2 separate regions of the Mus musculus genome follow, and region 1 is linked to region 2. Evidence: chromatin loops called from intact Hi-C (ENCODE). Cell type or tissue: left cerebral cortex. All regions are shown on one strand. Links, peaks and the distances in the headings refer to the core of each region. The heading gives the core; the rest is flanking DNA.

The links. A loop is a pair of places that touch in the nucleus more often than their neighbours do. Peaks named below come from ENCODE experiments on the same cell type or tissue, not always from the same donor. Only the 100,000 strongest peaks of a DNase experiment are listed, where the experiment ranks them.
Region 1: a loop joins it to region 2, with 2.1 times the contacts of the local background. A loop is called at or near these places in 8 of 42 quality-filtered maps.

What each region holds. Positions count from the first base shown.
Region 1 is chr14:124,402,257-124,406,645 of GRCm38, forward strand. All of the region lies in intron 1 of Fgf14 (fibroblast growth factor 14), which reads right to left. Among named protein-coding and RNA genes, the nearest start is that of Fgf14, 270 kb to the right of the region's middle. In left cerebral cortex, for the core only: no CTCF peak of the experiment used is centred there; no DNase peak of the experiment used is centred there.
Region 2 is chr14:124,667,525-124,671,913 of GRCm38, forward strand. All of the region lies in intron 1 of Fgf14 (fibroblast growth factor 14), which reads right to left. Among named protein-coding and RNA genes, the nearest start is that of Fgf14, 7.4 kb to the right of the region's middle. In left cerebral cortex, for the core only: no CTCF peak of the experiment used is centred there; a DNase peak (open chromatin) is centred at 2,423.

The DNA.
Region 1 (4,389 bases), core at 1,249-3,748, 270 kb before region 2:
ATATGTCCAGGAGTGGTATAGCTGGGTCTTCAGGTAATACTATGTCCAATTTTCTGAGAAACCTTCAGACTGATTTTTTAGAACCCAGTTCTCCCACCAGAACAAGTACTGTATACCTCATCACACCAGAAAAGCAAGATTCTGATTTAAAATCACTTCTCATGATGATGTTAGAAAACTTTAAAAGGACATAAATAACTCTCTTAAAGAAATACAAGAGAACACAGGTAAACACCTAGATGCCCTTAAAGAAGAAACATAAAAATCTCTTAGAGAATTACAGGAAAATACAACCAACAGGTGAAAGAACTGAACCAAACCATCTAGAATCTAGAAATGGAAATAGAAACAATAAATAAATGACAAAGAAAGACAACCCTGGAGAGAGATCAGGGGTCATAAATGCAAGCATCACCAACAGAATACAAGAGATAGAAGAGAGAAACTCCGGTGCAGAAGACACCATAGAAAACATTGACAAACAGTCAAAGAAAATGCAAAAGGAAAAAAGCTCCTAACCCAAAACATCCAGAAAATCCAGGACACAGTAAGAAGACCAAACCTAGGGATAATAGGTATAAAAAAAGAGAGAGAGGAGATTTCCAACTTAAAGGGCCAGTAAATATCTTCAGCAAAATTATAGAAGAAAACTCCCCTAACCTAAAGAAAGGATTATTACATTAAGATAGATATATGTGTATGCTTTGGACAAGAGGCTAGGCTAAGACATTGAGTCCTAAACAGCAAAACCAACAAAAATGCAGATGTGATGCATTTTAAAGTAGGTCAGAAATCCCGGTAGAGAGCAGGATTTAGTGGTGATCTGGATGACTTCAGTCCTATCTTTCATGACTTCTTAGTTCTCTTTAAAGTTTATTTTGTATACTTTTGTACAATGTAGACTACAAATTGAATATATACCCCTACCCATGCTTAGATACTCAGGCAGCATTTCCTGACAAGTTCTGTGAGTTCCTCCCCGAGGTACTTAAAAGAACAGAGCAGGAATACTTCTGCCCTCCTACCAGAAGGAGTTAGTCCATGGAAATTCAGTATTATGATTGGTATCCAGCCTCACTCACACAAGCAAACATGTAAACTGCATGGATGTTATTAGTAAAAACAATTATGAATGCTAAATATTTTTAGTTTATTAGGGCTTGTATCTTTGTACACAGTAAACTTAATTATCTTAGTCATCTTGACGTGAAGATCAAGGGAAAATTCCAGAGTAAACTCACAAAAAGGTTTCCTGGCCTTATTGGTTGTTGGTGTTGAACATCCATTAATGACAGGTGAAAAGGCATCTTGAACTAGAGAAGTTCAAAACTATTTGTCGATCATTTATTTGTAAAGTGTCTAAATCAAGATTTTTTTAAAATGTTAAATTTAACAAAGGTCCCCACTGTTATACATTTTAATGATGATTCTCTAGATTTTTTTTGTTTTGTTTTGTTTTGTTTTTCCATTTTTTATTAGGTATTTAGCTCATTTACATTTCCAATGCTATACCAAAAGTCCCCCATACCCACCCACCCCCACTCCCCTACCCACCTACTCCCCCTTTTTGGCCCTGGCGTTCCCCTGTACTGGGGCATACAAAGTTTACATGTCCAATGGGCCTCTCTTTCCAGTGATGGCCGATTAGGCCATCTTTTGATATATATGCAGCTAGAGTCAAGAGCTCCGGGGTACTGGTTAGTTCATAATGTTGTTCCACCTATAGGGTTGCAGATCCCTTTAGCTCCTTGGGTTCTTTCTCTAGCTCCTCCATTGGGAGCCCTGTGATCCATCCATTAGCTGACTGTGAACATCCACTTCTGTGTTTGCTAGGAACTCACACAAAATGTACTCACTGATAAGTGGATATTAGCCCCAAACCTAGGATTCCCAAGATATAAGGTACAATTTACTAAACACATGAAACTCAAGGAGAATGAAGACTGAAGTGTGGACACTATGCCCCTCCTTAGAATTGGGAACAAAACACCCATGGAAGGAGTTACAGAGACAAAGTTTGGAGCTGAGATGAAAGGATGGACCATGTAGAGACTGCCATATCCAGGGATCCACCCCATAATCAGCATCCAAACGCTGACACCATTGCATACCCTAGCAAGATTTTATTGAAAGGACCCAGATGTAGCTATCTCTTGTGATTCTCTAGATTTTTAAGAAGAAACCTCTTTAAGGTATCAATAGGATCTTTCTTTAAACTATGAAATCACGGGAGAGAATTACTGGAAGCTGTCTACACACACACACACACACACACACACACACACACACACACACTAGAAAAACATGTCAGTTTTTTTTTTATGATCCTGTCATTTCCCTGATCTATCTGAAATTCAGGATCAGCTCATTTAGGCAATACCAGGTCCCTTTGCACTGGAAAGAAGCCCAACAGTACTTAGTCTCCACACCACACCAACAAATACCAATATTACAGGAATGACAGTATTAAAAATGTTTTCTGGTTAAGATCTGATTGTTTTTTAGAAATGCCTGAGATTAGGTTTTTATTAAAAGTCATATTTAAAGTGTTAAAATGAACAAGAGCCAGGACTTTGGATGACACTCTGGAACCCAGTAAGTGACATCTGGAAGACTGCCTATAAATAGAATTTGTCTACATGTGGGACTTTAAAATTAATTCCAATGAGATTTAAATACATCTATGCATCTTTATATGCTTTAGATGTCTCAGCTTGTCCATTTTGATGAGATGGAGAATATTTCAATGGGATGAAGCAATATTTTAAAACGGAAAATATGTCTTACCCAAAATTCTTCAGACAATGATAGACTTTTAAATTCAACCATTATGTCTTTTTAAAAAGATGTATTGAGAGGAAGAGAGACAGAGAGACAGAGATGCACAGATATGAAGGTCAGAGGACAATTTTTCCACACGATGTAGCCCCTGAAGATGGAAGTCAGGTCTCAGGCATAGTGACAAGTAACTTTATGCAATGAGACAATGTTATTCTAAACCTAACAATAATAACACCATTCATTCTGGAATGAAAAACTGATAGCTTACAATTATTATATATTTAATATATTAAGTTTTGTTTAGACATTTTATAAGTTTTAAGTCACATGATCCTCATAACCACTTTGTGAAGGGTGTAGCATTATTATTATCCTAATATTTATTGTGTAGGTGAGGAAATTAAGGGACAGACAGCTTAAATACAAGATCATCCTTAAGTAGCAGAGCTAGAAGTTGACATGAAGTACTATTCTCACAAGCTTGAGCTCTCAACTGCTGCACTGTTCTCTCCCCATATTAGCAACAACAAAAACAAAATCTAATAAAAAATAGTAAGCTCTTACCTACCTACACACAGCATTGTTTTTAAAGTTGGTTCCCTATTCAAAATGATCCAATTGAAAAGAACACTGTAGCAACCAGAATGGACTTCTTAAAAATATCTCCTAAGACCAACATAGGAAACATGCTTGGCTGTAAAACAGCCCACAAAATAAATAAATTATAATTTAAAATACCGTGAGACATAAAATATTACACGCTTGGATATATGATATAAACCAAAGTAAATGCAATTCATATTAGCATTAGTATTTACCACTTATAGATAGCAAAGAAGAAAACCACCCGTCCCTGTATCTGTGATCTCAACTTGTCCAGGCATGTGGTTTATTGCATACACACACACAAACACACACACACACACACCACAGAGAGAGAGAGAGACAGAGAGACAGAGAGAGAGAAACAGAACCATTACTTTCCTTACTGTCTTCCATGTTGCCCTAGTGGACAAGAACAGCACTTTTGAACAAAGAAAGGATGAAATACAGAATACTGCATCATTTAGACAACACCTAACAAAATATGAAACAATTATAAGAATCTAAAACTAGGCAAGTCTGTCCATTATATTTTAGAAATAGCAATGAAGTAATTTCTAAACTATGCCAAGTTTGGGGTGCTAGTTTGGCCTGAGTTCTCACTGACCTACTGTGTGTTACACAGTCACATGACCCTTTGGCACCTACTGTTTGGCAGATACTTTTTAATAAAATCGGCTTTTACTTTTCCTCCCAGTGGTCACAGTATATTTATACTACAATCATCCCTCTTCAACAATCTCTATCAAAAACATTGAGATAATTGACAAAAGTTAAAAGCCAAAATCTATGACCAAATAGTGTTTTCTGTCTCTATAAAATTAATTATCCTCTGGAGACATACTCTAGATAAGCAAAGATTTCTGAGCAAAAAGTATAATTGGAGACAATTTGTTTATACACATCAAAGTTGGATTCTTTCACACTACTCAAGCAAGACACAGCCAAGGCATTTAGTTGTACTTGCTGTGTCTTCAAATAATGAGATACCAACATTTTAAAACT
Region 2 (4,389 bases), core at 1,168-3,667:
TTTGGCCAAGAAAAGATCCCTCAACTAGTTTGGATCACAGACTATGTTTTGCTTCAGAAGACGCATTATGCCTTCTGAAAGAAACACACTATGATTTAGTGATGGGTTATTTGACTATAACAAGTTAAAGTCAGAACACTTCTGAAAGAGAGAGGAAATTTTTTTCTGGAGTGATCAGTGATGATCTAAATCCTGATTAGATTTTTGTTATAATTATAACCCACAACTGTAAAAATGCATCAAGTATAAATAATTTTCATTTTAATAAATTTAAAATAACTATCAAAAATGACATTAAACTCCAGGTTTCTAAAGGTCAAATTTGTAGTGGTTCATTTTAGTTTTATGTCAAGATGATTCACAAAAACAAATATGTATTTGTGTATATATATAATGTGTGTGTGTGTGTGTGTGTGTGTGTGTGTGTGTGTGTGTGTGTGTATGTATATGCCTACCATGCTCTGTAAAGAGACAGCTACAGTGTAGATACTTAAGGGTATTTGCCTTAGCATCAAATCACTTTGGTTTATACTCAGATTTTTTTTATTTACCAGTCTGAAGACTTGTAAACTGTTTATTCTGGAGCTTCATAGTTTTTATTGTGTTTTTTCATTCTTTGGTAACTTCATATGTCTGTACAACAAAATATGATATTACTTCCCTATCTCCTGCCCCTAAATCCTATATTTCTTTCATCATGTTCCCCCAACTTCATTTCTTTTTTTTTTTTCTCTCTTTCTGATAGCCTACTAAGGCTACTAAGTAAATGGGTGGAGGCACATTTACTAGAGCATGGAAAGCCTACCAGTGGCCATATCTTACTTCTTTTTTTTTTTTTTTTTTTTATATGTAAGTACACTGTAGCTGTCTTCCGACACTCCAGAAGAGAGAGTCAGATCTCATTACAGGTGGTTGTGAGCCACCATGTGGTTGCTGGGATTTGAACTCCAGACCTTCGGAAGAGCAGTCGGGTGCTCTTACCCACTGAGCCATCTCACCAGCCCAGTGGCCATATCTTAAAGAGTGAATGATATTCCGTCCCCAAACAGCCACCAACTGCCAACTTCTCTTCATTAAATTACTTGGTCTCGTACAGTTATAGAAATAGAAGATAAGCTAGAATATCCCACATTAGATTGGTTCCTGTACCCTTAAATATTTCTAGCATTCATCATCCATTTACTCAAAGTATCTCCTATATTATCACATATATTTGTCAAAACATCCTATAGTACCCCCTAAAATGTATACTTCCGTATTTTTATTTAATTAACTTTTAAAACGTCTTTCTCCTATTTAGTATCTATTATTATATATATGATATACAAAGATTTTTACTTCATTCAGTTACCATTGTAAATGGAAGAATATTTTTTAGCTAATAAAAAAAATCTAAAAAATCTAAATCTTATGAGCCATGTTAATCATAAAAGGGGACACTTTTAATATATTGGCTTACTTTTTAAATTCACCTAAGAGTAAAACTGTAATACAGAATGACGAATGTTAAGTGTTTAATTGGCAAACTAAGTAAGGTCTCTTAGCAAACAAAGTCTTTCTTTGCTTAATGCTTATAACACCTGATGTTCAACAGGAATACAGTGAAGGAATACAAGGTTCAGACTGTTTTCATTTTAATCCCACTTAAAGAATATTGGGTTTTTTTTTTTTTTTTTGGTCTTTAGACCCTTTTATTTTTGCTTTTCAGGTACAGTTCGGTACTATATTTCATATAGAAAATGTGAAGAAGAGAGATGGTGAATCCTCCTAAGCTACACTCTATTTAAGAGACAGCTTTGTAGAAAAGGTTATGGCTCACTTCAGTGATCCACTGTAATTGCTCAGACAACAAAATGTTACAGAGGGGGAAGACGTTTTAATTACAAGCACTTTCATTTGCATCTGGGAAGCAAAAGTACACTACATATATAAACCCAACAAGGTTTTTCACTTCCTTTTCCTTTCCTGCCAATTTGGAACAATCCATCTGAAAACCTGGCTTTTAATTGTACTACTTGGCTTCTCATACCAGCCAAAATATGTGCAAAAATGCCTACTATTAACAAAACTTTATATATAATCATAAAAAACACTTGACTACATTATAAATCATTTTTCCATCCCTAAGATTTTCAAAAAAAAAAGTCAAGAAAAATGAACTCATTATCCTATATAATTATTTCCAGAAGTGTTTTGATTTTTACTTACAAATCTGTCAAAGTTTTTGACTTGTTACTTATTTCCTTGGATCTTCGATAGGGCAGTCTGGGCTCCACATAACAACCATGCTCCCATCCTAGAAAGAAGAGGGCAGAGTAGCTGTTCCCTAGCCCTTGCTCCCAAGTTGCTCCAGCGCCAAGATCCTGGATACTGCAGTTGCCATAGCAACCAAGGCAACCCGCAAAGGGGCCACTCATGCTTTCGGGGTCAGAGGTCATCTCCGTGGCAACAGAAACCTCCTGCGATGGCAGCTCCACTACATTGCTCAGCCTAGCAGAGCCCACTAGGATGAATATTGAAAGTAACTGCCCTACCCCCTACCCACACACACACACACACACACCCCACACCCCACACCCCACACCCCTACACACAAACCCCTTCGCAAGTCTAGGAAATATAAGACTGCTGGGCAGAAAGGAAAACCTGCCTTTGGCAGCCTGTTGTTGTCACCAACTTCAGCTAAATCTCCAAAGGATTTCCGTGCTGTGAACAGATCAGAACTACAGAGTTTTAAGACTAGGTTATGCACGGAATGTTAACAGTTTTCTAGAGGCCAAGGGCCTCTACCCAAAGCTATAGATTCTGCCAAACTTTGTTGTTCCTGATACAAACTCCAAGCTTCTCATTCCAAAGGCACAGTGGCCCAGCATCCTCCACCCTACCAAAGTGGTTCCCAACTAAAGGAAGCAAAATAATTTGGTGGTTGGAAGTATATTGAGCCAAAAGGTTAGAAAATTACTGCCTTTTAAACTGCAAAAGAACGGAATGCGAGAAGTGAGAAGGCATCATTAGAAACAGCTGCCAACTCAATGACAAGAAAGAAAGAAAGAAAGAAAGAAAGAAAGAAAGAAAGAAAGAAAGAAAGAAAGAAAGAAAGAAAGGAAGGAAGGAAGGAAGGAAGGAAGGAAGGAAGGAAGGAAGGAAGAAAGAGAAAGACCATAAAAGAGGGTCCCAGATACTGCCTTAGAGAAAGAAATAAATCACTTGACTTCCACAAAAGAGGAACAAGAAAGAACCAGATAATAAAATTAAGCCAGTCCTGCCTCCTAGGGAACCAGGTGGGGTCTTCAGTCTTCATTTTTTATTTTAAGGGCAAGAAAGAATGAAATTAACCCTTGGCTTAATTTTCTTAGAGAATGCTCTGGTGTGAGGAATATACCACAGGTTTCAGAATTTTCAGACTCAGGACTCTTTTGTAAAGTCACCCAACTGTACAGAGAGCTGAACATTGACACTGTCACCACCATTTGTGCTTCCCTACTTACATTTGTGTGTTAGTTTTGTTTTCATCATTCAGGAAGGAAGTGAACACTGAATGAACTTAACCAACAATCATACTAAGAGGGGCACAATGCTGTGAATCAGCTTTTTAGAGCCATCAACTTTTCACTGCAACATTTTTTCTGCCATCTCTAGCAGAAGCTTTGTCAGGAAACAGGAAATGTAGTAGTGTCTAACACCACTGTCAGTGATCTCTATAAAACAGACTCTCTACCTTTTGACTTCCATGATTGAAAAAAAATTCTAGTAGTTCTTCCTTTTGACTTCCCAATCATCCCACATTTTTTACTAAAGTAGAAGCATGATTGTGTAGCAACTGGAGAAATACACAAGAAAACATCTAGATGCAGTGGCCATTCCAAAACAGAATAACAAAATACTGGAATTGCATATAAGGAAATAAATTGAGAAATTGAACAGTCTCCCTCAGAAAATCCCCTACTCTCCAATGTCCAGGTTTAACTCACACCTGGATCTGATGCATGGTGCATTAACTAAAGATCTAAGGAAACACGTATAGACTAAACACTAGCAGGTAGATGAATAAGTAGATCTATCTCTGACCCACATTGACCCGAGGGTGTGGCTAAGTTGGGCTCAGTGGTGTATGTTTGTTTTTCAATCCTATGTATAATGCAATGACTGGTTTAAACTTCACAGAGGCAAAATTTGTGCCACACTGTCCAAGTGTCTCAACTGTTTCCCTCTAAGCCATGAGAAACTATTTGGAATAAATGCTTCCACTTTGATACATACACATGGTATTTATATAAAACGTATGAGTCAGTATGAATGAAGTATGACTCCAAACTGTATAAAAGAGTAAAAACATTGGTTGTTGTCCTTGTTACCATTTGTATGAAAACACAAAAGTTTCCAGTGTAT